Linked DNA regions of Homo sapiens: region 2 is linked to region 1. A link is a contact called in ENCODE Hi-C data. All regions are on one chromosome and are shown on one strand. The core of a region is the stretch at or near the end of the contact, and the rest is flanking DNA. Distances in the headings are between cores, read along the strand shown.

What was found. Hi-C counts contacts between places; a loop is a spot of excess contacts on that map. Pooled maps may share reads with other maps.
Region 2: a pooled map shows a loop between it and region 1 (5-fold over the local background). The contact joins the promoter of PER2 here to the enhancer-like site in region 1. A Hi-C loop is called at or near these places in 7 of 50 pooled maps.

Annotation. Positions count from the first base shown.
Region 1 is chr2:237,894,986-237,901,327 of GRCh38, reverse strand. The region is part of intron 2 of RAMP1 (receptor activity modifying protein 1); the gene reads right to left. Among named protein-coding and RNA genes, the nearest start is that of RAMP1, 39 kb to the right of the region's middle. RefSeq lists enhancers at 2,166-2,275, 2,356-2,405, 5,457-6,335, 2,373-6,342. Within about 2 kb of position 2,612, at least 29 of the 41 ENCODE cell types and tissues checked have a DNase peak (open chromatin) inside an H3K27ac peak, as active enhancers do.
Region 2 is chr2:238,285,621-238,291,962 of GRCh38, reverse strand. PER2 (period circadian regulator 2) reads left to right here and starts at 3,353. Exons shown (of 23, transcript NM_022817.3): 1 at 3,353-3,614. It overlaps LOC112268433 (a long non-coding RNA gene), which reads right to left and starts at 4,094. Exons shown (of 3, transcript XR_002959458.2): 1 at 4,066-4,094. RefSeq lists enhancers at 1,790-1,839, 2,914-3,808, 3,893-4,415 and silencers at 2,606-2,875, 3,216-3,365.

The DNA.
Region 1 (6,342 bases), core at 1,363-3,862:
CAACAACCAGACTGCAGACACCACCGGGGCAGGGAGGGTAAGAGCAAAAATCCCCCTTACTCTGGTCACAGTGGCCACCTCCAAGGCAAAGTGAAACAAAGCCTGAAGGAAGACAGCGAGAGAGGGATGTACCCAGGAGACGCAGACAGAAGGTGAGCAGGGGTGTGGGCTTCCCAGCAGACCTGGCCCAGGCCGGTGAGAAGGGCCATCAGTGGGGCTGATGGGGATGCTCCACCCAGGACAGCTGGCACTGCGCCACAGCGTACAGACAGCCCGCAGCTGCCAGGAACGCAAGACACGTGGGAGACTTAAACACACCTCCCAAGGCTAGGTAGATAAACAGTAGCATAAAGTGATTATGAAAAATAATGTTAATAAACCGATGCAGTGACTGTCTGATAAAGGTTCTATTCTACAGAGACTCAGCCGGCTTTTCAAAGGCCCCTGGGTCTGTGTTAGGCGGCAAAAAGAGACTCATCAAATCCCCAGAGTATAAATCATAAGTCAATATTCTCAGGCTACAATACTGAAAACTAAAAATTAGTTTTAAAAAAAGGATAAATTTAAAAAAATGGAATTCCTAGAAATGAAAGATCATTTATATAATTTCGAAGTCACAGGAGAATTTAAAAATTCAATTACAAAATATTAAGAGAACAAGATCGGCAATACTATATGTACAAATGAATGGAATGGGGCAAAAGTGAATTCTGAGAAAAATTAATAGTTATAAATTATTTTATTAAACAAAAATAAATGAAAATAAACAAAATAAGTATCCAAAGCAAGATATTTTTTAAAAAGAACAAAATAAATCTCTCCAAATGGCACATAATTTGTCCATCAATAATTATTAGAAGCAATATAGGCCAGGTGCGGTGGCTCACGCCTGTAATACCACCACTTTGGGAGGCCGAGGTGGGCAGATCACTTGAGCTCAGGAGTTCAAGACCAGCCGGGGCAGCATGGCGAAACCCCATCTCTGCTGAAAATATCAAAATTAGCCAGGCATGGTGGCACACACCTGTAGTCCCAGTTAACTTGAGTGGCTGAGGCACGAGAATGCCGTGAACCCAGGAGGCAGAGGTTGCAGTGAGTCGAGATCGTGCCACTGCACTCCAGCCTGGGCGACAGAGCCAGACACTGTCCTAAACAAACAAACAAATAAACAAAAAACAAAAAACAGAAAAGAAAAAGAAGAAGTATAAGAGATTAATACGTAAAAAAGGTTTGTTAAAAATTGGAAAATCCTCAGTGAATTGGGATACTTTTTGGTTAAATTATAAACTATCAAATATCGACTTAAAAAGGAGGAATTCCAAGAAGAAAAATGGCAAATGTTATTAAAGAATTGCTGTTTCAAAAGGCACTAGATCCCAGGCAGTTCTTTCAAATTCTTTTTTTTTCTTTTTAATTGAGACAGGTTCTCACTATGTTGCTCAGGCTGGTCTCAAACTCCTGGGCTCAAGCGATCCTCCCACCTCGGCCTTCCAAAGTGCTGGGATTACAGGTGTGGGAGGCGTGAGCCACTGCAAATTCTTAAAGTGAAAGAAAAAGATGTGCAGCTTCCCAGTTCATTTAAAAAAGTTAACAAACCCTGATCCCAAGCCTCTTGAGATGGCATGACATGCGTCTCAACGCATGCGCACACGGACGGAACAGATGCCCTTCGCTTCCACCTATAAATAGACACTCAAGTCCCCTACCCAATGCTAACAAACTTCATCTAGCCACATAGCATATTTTATTTAAAGGAGGGCTAATTTCAGGAATGCTTTAAACCTGTTACTACAAAATCACACTTTAATACACCATGGGAAAAAAATGTACCGTCATTTTAATACGCATTGAGAAGGCATTTGAGAAAACTCAATATTCTTTTCTGATTTTAAAAAAGCCACAACCTTGAAAACACAGAAAGAAGCTATTTTCTTCATGTGATAAAAATCTCTCTCTCGGCCAGGTGCAGTGGCTCACGCCTGTAATCTCAGCACTTTGGGAGGCCGAGGCGGGCGGGTCACCTGAGGTCAGGAGTTCGCGACCAGCCTGGGCAACACGGTGAAACCCCATCTCTACTAAAATACAAAAAATTAGCTGGGTGTGGCAGCGTGTGCCTGTAGTCCCAGCTACTCAGGAGGCTGAGGCAGGAGAATTGCTTGAACCCGGGAGGCGGAGGTTGCAGCGAGCGGAGATCATGCCACTGCACTCCAGCATGGGTGACAGAGTGTGACCCAGTCTCAAAGAAAAAAAAAAAATCACTGTCTCAAACCAATAGCATGCACCCCATTTAGGACTGGAACACAGTGGCATTTTCGTGGCAGCCAGCAACAGGCTTATTTCGCATTTAGGCAGCCAGGGCTGGCTTCTCCCTTGTGGTTTCTGCCTTTGGTGTCAGGGCTCACACCCAGGATTCTGTGAATAGCGGGACCTTTCCAAAGCAGGGAGGGGCTGGCCACTTACTGCGCCACTTCCTCTGTTGACAGAGAGCCACGCTGTGGCCTGGCCTGGCGTGCGTCAGGTGTGGAGCAAGCACAGGGCCAGCTTGTCTTTAAGAGGCCTCAGCCCGGGCCCTGGGGATGTGAAAGCCCACGCAGTGTAGCTTCCCACCTACGTCTGCGTGTGTGAGCTCGGGAGCCTGGCTTCCTGTCTCACTTCTGCCCAGCACTGCTGGAGGCAGCAGAGAACTGGGCACCTTTTGTTTTTCTTGACACTGGGGAAATGTATAAGGAAGTCTTGTTAACTGTTTGATGAAAAGCACTTCAGCACACTGTGCTGGCCTGGGAAATGTGTGCTGGGCCAGCAGGCTCTGAGCCAGCTGTGCACACCTGGAACTCCTACGGGTGAGTGGCTGCTCCCATCCCCCTGGGACTGGCAGCACGCGTGAGGGAAAGACGGATATTGTACTATCAAACCCTTCCTAAATCAGGCTGGTCAGAGAGTACAATCAAACTAGGGAAAAGGCCAAGCATTAGAAGTCCTATGTACCTGTGCCAGCCCAGGGATGCCTACACATTTGACCTACTGCATTGCTGAGACAGGAATGCTTTGAAATAAGTGTCATCACTGCATGCAAATGAATATGTTAAACAGGAATTTTCCCCAGGCTCTGACTATGGTTTATCTATTTAAGTTGTATTAACAGGGACTTCTGACATCTTAGCAAAGCCATTTTCCCAACAGCATAAGGGGAAATGCCAACTCCATCCCTTTCCAAAGAATTACAGCATCTGGCCAGGCACAGTGGTTCCCGCCTGCAATCCCAGCACTGTGGGAGGCTGAGGAGGGTGGATCACCTGAGGTCAGGAGTTTGAGACCAGCCTGGCCAACATGGTGAAACCCAGTCTCTACTAAAAATACAAAAATTAGCTGGGCGTGGTGGTGCACGCCTGTGGTCCCATCTACTCAGGAGGCTGAGGCAGGAGAATGGCTTGAACTCGGGAGGTGGAGGTTGCAGTGAGCTGAGGTTGCACCACTGCACTCCAGCCTGGGAGAAAGAGCGAGACCCCATCTCAAAAAACAAACAAACAAACAAAAAACAAAACCCCCCCCCAAAAAACCAAAACAAACAAAAAAAGAAGAATGACAGCATCCACGAGAGCATGTGTTTCTGAGGTTTCCACTAAGACACGTGGATCTGTAAACAAGAAGCCTCACCATAGGCTTCTTGCAAATACTTCGCCAAATCATGGAAGCCAATTCCATTCCACACCTTTGTTACCAGCTAAATATTGCACTTTACCACTGACTAGGTGCTTGCTGAACAAGGAGGACAAAGGCCTCTCTCTTGCAGGAAAAGGAACAACATGAATAACGCACCAAAGAAAGAATCTTGGGAGGGTTCAAGGAAACAGGAGGAAGACAGATGAAACGGGGCTCAGTGTTCTCGCTGCTGTGGAGGAGGCCACAATTCCTCCTGCAACACTCGCAGTGACTGTAGAGCATGCTGATGAAGCCGGAGAAAATGGCCAGCCCTCTCTGCACGTTGAGCAGGGAAGGCAGACACGGGACCACCTGTGGCCTTATTCTCACCTCCCCTCGCTCATGGCCTGTCTGGGCCTCAGGCTCTGTCCTGTCCCATGTCATCTGCTCTTTCAGTCTCCCTCTTTCCTGGCCTGAAGTGAAGCTGGTTCTCCCATTCCTGGGATGGAGGCTGAGGCCCAGGCGGGGCCCGTGGTTGCATGCGGGGCTCTGGGGTCCACCTGGACGGATGCACACCTCATGATAGCTGAGTGCCACACGGGAGCATCCGGTGAGCTGCAGGCATGTAAAAGAGGGACCCACTGAGGCTGGGGCAGGTGACCCCACCATCCCCACGGACAGCACATCACACCCCCAGGACATTTAAAGGCCTGGCCCCTCTGCTGTCCAAAAGTCTAAGAGGCTGGGTGCAGTGGCTCACGCCTGCAACCCCAGCACTTTGAGAGGCCAAAACAGGAGGATCGCTTGAGCCCAGGAGTTCCAGACCAGTCTGGGCAACACAGAGAGACTCCCCCATCTCTACACAAAGTTTAAAAGTTAGCCAGGAGTGGTGGTGTGTGCCTATAGTCCTGGCTACTTGGGAGGCTGAGTCAAGAGGGTTGCTTGAGTCCAGGAAGTCAAGTCTGCAGTGAGCTAAGATCATGCAACTGCATTCCAATCTAGGCGGCAGAGTGAGACCCTGCCTTAAAACAAAACAAAACAAAGTCTAAGAAAATACTAAGACCTGTTTCCCCGCGTGAGTGTGCTTCTCACATCACCCGAGGGCAGGTGTTCTTACCCCCTCCTTACAGAAAAGGGCGCTTGCTGAGGTGATGGGGAGGTCCCTGAGGCGGCAGTGCAGACTGGGGAACGGTCCAGGGGTCTGCCTGGGGGCTGCTTGGCCCTCCCTGGGCCTGGCTTCCTCTGCCTCCCTCCCCTTCTCCTGCTATGGTGGCCCCAGGCCGGGGAGGAATCTGGGCGCCTCTGCCCATGCTGGGAGAAGCGAGAGGTTTCTAAATCCATCCCTGGCTCCATGTGCAGCCAGGTCTGGCACCAGACACAGCCTGGGAGCTGCCAAGTCAGGCTCCCCACAGAGCAGCCACAGCAGGCGGGCGGACGGGCATAATACCTCCTCTGAGAACAGGCCTGGGCAGCGCCCTGGCTCCTGGGGCTGCCAAATGAAGTGCAGTTTTAAAATGCAGTGGGTGTCCCAGGCAAAGTCACAGACTGTCCTATGCTGGCTGCATCTGGGCCTGAGCAGGGGTTGCATTGCGTCCCAGGGTCCGAGGATCAGGGAATGCTGGGAGATCGCTGAGCTGTGCCCATTGTGGGCCGGGTGCTGAGGGCTCACTACAACCCCTGGGAGGTGTCCTGGCACCCCTGTGGGGACACCCAGGTCTAGCTGCCCAGCTGTGTGTGATGGGGCTGAGACCACACTCAGGCCTGTCCAGGCCCCAGGGTTCCCACCTCACGGGGACATGGGTGTGACATGTGTCCGAGTCTCAGGATTAAGCATGACAGCCGGCAAGCTATATTTGGATGCTAACACCCTGGGGGCATTGTCCTTGTGAAGCAACGCTGGCCTGGAGGCTGGACGGGCTCTGCCTTCCTATCCACCCCTGGTCTCAGCCCCAGCCAGCCGGCCCAAAGCATACTCACCCTCTCTGTACAAGAAACTCTCCCCCGATGCCACTAGACTCTTCAGGGACCCCTGCCGGGCTTCACGAGCCTTCAGCGACCCATCCTGCCCACCCACGGGGCGCCCTGCACCATGCTGGTCCCTGTTCGGGCATCCCACCAACTGGCCGCCTCCATCGGGGTAGCAGCCTTGCCACCCCTGCCCTCCTGCCACAATCTCACCTCGTTTGGAGCTCAGGGCAACACTGAGTGTGGGGAAAGGCCAGGCCAGGAAACATCCCAACGTGGGGTGTTCACTGTGGGGGTTTTGAGGAGTTGGCAGTTACGGAGCCTCGGTGTTTTCACCTTTAAAATGGGTTCAGTGATCCCTGGCTCACAGCAGCAGCGTGGTGAGAACTCCCTCAGAGGGCCACCACCATGCCATTCTCTGATGGGAGCCCATGACCCCCCCACAGGACCCCTTTGCACAGCAGGGGGTGGGCATGTGACTCGCGCTGCCCTGCCTTTGGATGGGAGCCCCACACAGGCAGGCAACACGTGGCCTCCTGTCTCGCTCCTGACTCGCTCTACAATCGCCACCATAGGGCTGACCTCAAGGGAGGGTGAGGGGCTCCAGAGGCCATGGTGCTGGGGGGCCGTGGCTCCAGGAGGGAGGGGGAGGTCCTGCCCTGCTGGGCCCTTGGTGGCTGGCACCATTGGCTAGGTGCCTGCTAAGTGCTCAGCAAATGGCTGCTGAGCTGAATCAGG
Region 2 (6,342 bases), core at 2,104-4,603, 390 kb before region 1:
CTCAAACTCCTGGGTTCAAGAAATCCTCCCACCTTGGCCTCCCAAAGAGCTGGAAGATACTTTCTTTATACCGGTCCGCAAACCACCTCATGTCCAGGGACAGGCACCTGCCCTCGGGTCACTAGAGGCAAGTTGTCCTTGTCTCACCCTGAGACCCTGGACACAGGTGCCCGCGCCCTTGAGGTCACCTCTGTGAGCTGGCTGAGGGTCTCCCTGCCAGGAGCTGCCACCATGCCAAGCTGGGGTCAGCCGTAGGTCAGCGCTGGGTTCAAGGGAGGCTGGAGAGTAAGGGTTGGGCATTATCATCTCCAATGTCCCTAGGCCCAAGAAAGGGGCTCCAGCACTAGGGGGCCAGAAAGCTTGACAGTGTCCCCTCCATCTCTTTAGAGAGACTTTGCTGGCCACCACCTCCTCCATTTGCAGAGGGAATTCTCTTCCTAGCCGCCTGTCCTTTGGCCCTCCAGCTAGCCAACCCGCAAACCATGCCACCTACAATGAGAGGAAGCAGTGATCAGCACAGTTGCCTGGTACATAGTAGTTGCTCAGTAAACAATTGGCTGGGTGCATGAGTGAATGAGAGGGCCAGTGAGTGGACTGGCAAGGGCATGGAGGCCTGGGTGCAGAGAGGCCCTACAGGCAGGCCCAGACATAGATGGGTGGGCCAACTTGGGCCAGGCTTACTGGTGGAAACAGGCTGGTGGGAGTGGGTGGAGCAGGGGCCAAGCAGCCTTTAGCTGGGAGGCCAGCTCCTCCCACTGGCAGCATTCCCAAGGTAGGTGGGGACCCTGGCTTACCACTCCACCTCCACCCCCAACTAAAGGACTAGCTGTCTCCTAGCCAGCCTGCCTCCCACAGTGCCAACAGCAATTCCCCTATCCAAGAGCTCTGAGCTCCGTGCTGGAGGTGACAGCTGGCCAGTGTGGGCTGGCTAGGAAAGGGTTCATCCCCCTTCCTTCTCCAATCTGACTGCCCCAATTTGCGCTCTCTCTCTGTCACCATCTTGGTTCAGCAAGAATGGCATCCATGCACTTGGCCTGATTGTAGGAGCTCATCCCCTGAGCGCTGTCCTCTGTTGGAGCTGGGATGGAGGCTTCTGTCCATGGCTGTCCTATTCCCTCAGGACCTACACACCACAACTTAGACAAAATTGCCTCTGAATCTGCCTCCTCCCCCCTTCTACATCACCAACTCCTTACAAGCAGGGATGCAGTGAGATGTATTTTTGCATGCCCCTCAACACTCAGGTGTCAACAAGTATTTGTGGAGTGTACACAAATTTCCAATAATAGGAAAGAAGAAACTGGCTGTGAATCACTGAAAATAGATGAGATTCTGAAGAGTCCTAGAGCCCAAAGCACTTGATAATTTCTAAAAGAATTGATTTCAATATATTTCTACCAGATTTATTGGTGGAAATAAAAAAGGCTACATTTAGGGAGGAAATGTGACATCAGGTAGCAGGCTGAATATGGAGCAAGACCCAGCAAAAGCATGAAGAAGAATCTCGGTAAGGTGTGGATGAGCTGTCTGTTTACTCTTGTTTCCAGAACAATGGAGCTCCCCATTGACGTCAATGGGAGGGAAGAAACAAAAGAGCCTTTGGGTGTGTGCAGGGCGCAGCAGCCGGGCCTGGGTTTGCTTGGCATTTGTGTGTGTATGTGTTAGGGAGAGGGGGCGGGGAGTGTGTCGAGGTGTCAATGTCAGAGGAACAGGAGGAGGGGCCACCTGACTGAGTGTGTGAACAGCATGCAGGCCTCCCGGGGCTTCTGTGGGAAGGGCTGCCCCGATGAACTTGGTATTTGCCCTGGTTTGCATCTGAGAAGTTGCACACACACCTTGTCAAGTAGAAGAGAAGGAGTTATCACACTCAGGAATTCCTGATGTGGGTTCATAACTTTTCCTTCTGTCCCATCCCTGGTCCCCAGGTGAGTCCAGGTAAAGAAGAACAAGAAGAGTAAAGAGAGATGCTGCGGGCTCCAGCTTCTTGGACAGTCTCGCCTTCCCCATGAGAGCCTACACATTCAGAGCCTGCTGCGTGGGAGCCTGAAAGCTCCTTCCTGTCCTGTAAGTCTCAGGCTTCTACCCAGACCCGGGGAAATTGTACTCTTTCTCCTGACACTTTAAATGGAAGTTTAGAGGCTCCACATGCCCCACACAATGCTTACCGAAACAAGGTGATGCAGGGTCCCGCGCTGTCTCCCAGGACAACCTCCTACCCCTGGCTCCTGCGTCTCTACGGCTTGCACCGTTGTAAGGCGTCCCTTTCTCAGGGCCCATCTTACCCGCCTTGGAAGTGCTGCCTTTCTCACGGAGCCTGTGGGGATAGCTCTGGTTAATTTATAGCCCACATCGCCCAATTTAGCATTTGATTAAGTTTCCTTTTTATGAGATAGTCCTTTCTCCCTAGTGATGCGCTTGGGGGCAGGGACAACATCATTTCTTTCTTTTGTACCTCCCCAGAGTAACAATGACTCTATTTCCTGAACCAAAAATTGCAACACGTGGTCTCAAAAATAAGAAAGGTCACTTGGTAGCTGCCGGGACAAGTGTCGACCACAGGCACCTCAGAGGCCCGGGTGGGCGTGCCCCCGGAGCTGCTGCAGGGCGGTGCTGCCACCTTCTCCTGGGCTGCTCCGGGGCCCCGCGATGAATGAGTGAGTGAATGAGTAAATGAATGAATGTGAATGCGTGAATGAAGCATGCCGCGCGGACTTTCCCGCGGCCCTGGCCGCTGGGGGCGCGCCTCTGGCCGGTGGCCGGAGGTGGAGGTCTCCCTCGTCCGGCTTCGGCGCGCCGGGTCTGCCAGGCCGGCCGGAGGTGCGCAGGAGCCCCGCGCCCAGCTCCCCCGCCCGCAATGGTACGCGCCACTCCGCGCTCCCCGAGCTGGCGGGCTTGAGGGCGTAGTGAATGGAAGGCGCCGACGCCGGAAGTGGATGAGACCACTAGGGAGGACGACGGGTAGCACGAACGCGCCGCGTCTCCATTGAGGAACCGACGAGGTGAACATGGAGTTCCATGTGCGTCTTATGTAAAAAGAGCGACGGGCGCGGCCACCAATGGGCGCGCGGCGTTCGTAGGCCCCGCCCCTCATGTATGCAGATGAGACGGAGTCGCGGCCAATGGCGGAGGCCGGGGGCGGGCGCGGCGCGCGCGGTCACGTTTTCCACTATGTGACAGCGGCGACTCGGCCGCGGCGGAGGCGGCGGCGCTGAGGGGATACGTGCAGCTGTGGGCGGCGGCGGCGGGCGCGGGGCCGGGCGGACAGAGCCGCGAGTCGGCGGAGGGACCGGCGGACGGGCTGACGCGGGCGCGGCCGGCGGTAAGTGGCGCGGCGCGGCCCCGCTGCGGCTTACGTAACCGCCGCCGGCGCGCGGGCCTCGGGCAGGTCGGGGTCCCAGCGCCGGCTCGGGCAGCGGAGGCGCCGCCGGAAGTTCCTTGGGCTGCTGGACTCCTCGGCTTGAAACGGCGCCGGCGTGGGGGCGTGTGCCCTTGGCCCTGTCCCAGGTGGAGAGTGGTCGAGCCGCGCGCAGGGTGCGCTCGTTTGAACTGCGGTGACACCGAGGGTTGGGGACTCGAACCCCCGCTTCGCAGCTCAGGAGCCTGAGGTCCGAAAGGTGAGGCAGCGTGTGTAGGGCACCGAGCTACCGAGTGACTGCGCGCGGGCTGCGGTTCCGTGGGCGATTCTCTTTTGGGAACCCTCCCTCCCCTCGCATGGGGAAGGCCAAGGAAACCAAGGGTCAGCGCAGCCGGCCCTGGGATCTGGAGGACCCTCGGGGAGCTGACTGCCTCTTCTGAGGCCACAGGGCTAAGTCCTGGGCTGGGGAAGGGCCATGGAGGGGCGCTGATCTAGGAGCTTTTCCTGGACACCCACGGGTCTCCTGGAATGGGTGATCAGAGGGACAAGGAAGTCCCGGTGCCAAGCCAGGCCTGGGAACCTGAGGGCGGGGAGACCCTCTAATGTTCGCCCCTTTGCCTCCCCTGGACCACCCTGTATTAATTCCCTTTCCCCGGACTGGATAGAAGGGAATGGGGGTGTCCACTCTTTGGTGCAGCAGTCGCGCCTACCTTCTGGGATGTACTTTGGCTGCCAAGTCCCAGACATAGACCAGGGGGTGGGAGGTGGCCTGCTTCCCCCTTCAGGAAGGCCAGGGTAAGGGATGACGAGTTGGTTGCCAGGGTTTCTGTAACCTACACAGAAGGAACCCGTTTGGAAAGCTGATTCATACAGAACAACAGAGCCAGAAGGCACCCTGAAAATCACCCAGAGTAACCCCTCAGCCTGACAGATGAGCAAACTGAGGCCCAGGCCCAGGCTGTCTGCAGGATCTTCCCATCGTCCTGGGGCAGGATGAGCTTCAGAGGTTCAGTGATGGCCTCCACTTGCGTGCTGAATCCTGGGTGGGCTGGAATTTGGGAGGAAGGGCCTTAAGTCCGGGAAATGTGTTAAGAACCCCACACGGTGGCTAAAGCCCCACATGGACGCCTCTCACCTGTATATGGCACAGCAGGACTGCTAGACTTCTTGGCCCACCCTCTACCCCCACCTGGGGCTTCTGGTCCCAGGCTGGGTGTGCCTGAGAAGAAAACAGGACTCTACCTGAAGGCTTTATTTGGAAATTGAGTTTTAAAATACAAGGTGAATTGATTTTTGTGTGCTATATGACTATAATGAAGAAAGGGACTCCGTTTTTTTTGAGTGGAAGCTGTGTGGTGTGCCAGCGCGGGGATGGCACCGTGGGTGTTTGCAGTTATCTGTCACTGTCGCCTTGGTATGATTCATTGGTACAGAACTAACGCAGCCCTGGCTTTCTGTGGAGACTGGAGTGCCAGGTGGGAAGGGGGAGCCCTGTGTCAGCCAGCTGGCTGCTGCTGGCTCCCAGTCTGGGCCTCAGTTTCCTTGTTTGTTTGGAGGGGCTCAGATTGGGCAGTCTCAGAGGTCTACTTTAATTCCCAGGTTTTTGGTTTTCTGTTACCCTACAGATGATTTTTCCCAGGTTTCTCGCAGGAGACAGAGGCTTCTGATATGCTCTTGCCTTTGGGCCAAGTAATGTTCTCCTGTGAGCCACGTCTGCAGTGCTTACAAGGAAAAAGGAAAGATTCCTCTCCTGTGCACTACTTCTCGTACCCACTGAACTTTCTCAAAAATACTGGTAGTCACACTGCTGTTTTTAAGCGATGATGTAACTTCACCAGGACTCGGCAAACCACGGCTCTGTCAGGTCATTGAACAGCTGGCAGGGCCACTTGGCGTTTAGTCAGAAGAAAGACAGGCTCTGGGTGTGCTTTTACCTTTTGAAAACTACTCTGTTTGGCAGAGGGAGCCAGAAACACACAATTCCATAAGCTTGGCAGAGACTGTCGCCACACTTCTGGAAAGCTGGCCCACCTTGGGAACCAAGGGAGAATTAGTCTAGAGGGGGCCTCTGATGGACCCCTCCCCCAGCCCACGCACTCCCCCCTAGGGACCAGGCCCTCCTTTCAACTCATTATGCTCATCGTGTACACATTTGTAACAAGTTTGTTACCATATCTCCAAGTCTAGAGCAAATTAGAAGCAGTAAATGAATAGCAGTGACTGGTGACAGGAGTCAAGGCCACTTGGTTTTCAGAGACTGGTAGTTCCCAAGACAGAGTGAGCTGCCGTGCTGAACCCTCACCGGCCTCGAAGGGTTCCTCGTGCTCTTCCTGGGGTGACATAGAGGAATCAGAATCCACTCTTTAAGAAACCAGGTACAGGAGGAGCAGATGCCTGAGCTTCCTGCAATTCGGAGTAGCTCAGTCCCTGACCACCGGGGAGCTAGGAGGCTGACACTTTTGCCTTTATTTGCTTTAAAGTCTTGTAGTTCTAAAAATGTAGGGATTTAAAAGTCTGAATTGAGATCATTGAAGGTGTCCTAGTGAGGCCAAGACAATGCCTCCCCGGTGCACCTCCTTCCCTCCATATTTGGATGGCTGCGGTCACATTTTCCTCAGTTACCCAACCGTTGCCATGGAGAGTGCGGCTGTTTATTTAGCAGGACAAACATTTTCTCAGGATTACAGCAGGCTGGCCTCAGGGAGTTGGCTCCTACCAGGAAGTAGAAAACATGTTAGAATATTTGGGGTTGTAAAATCCTGCAGGGCTTGCAGAGACAGTACATGCTGTATGAGCCCTATTATGTAAAGTTCGAAAACAGGCAGAATTCACTAGGCTGCAAGAAGCCAAGCTAGTGAGTCCCCGCGGGGTAGATGGTGGCTGGGAGGGCCACCAGGAGCCTCTGGGGGGCTGGCACTGTCCTGCCTCTGGTGACATGTGACATGGCATGTTGTTTGTGGATATACATCAAGCTGTGACCTCATGAG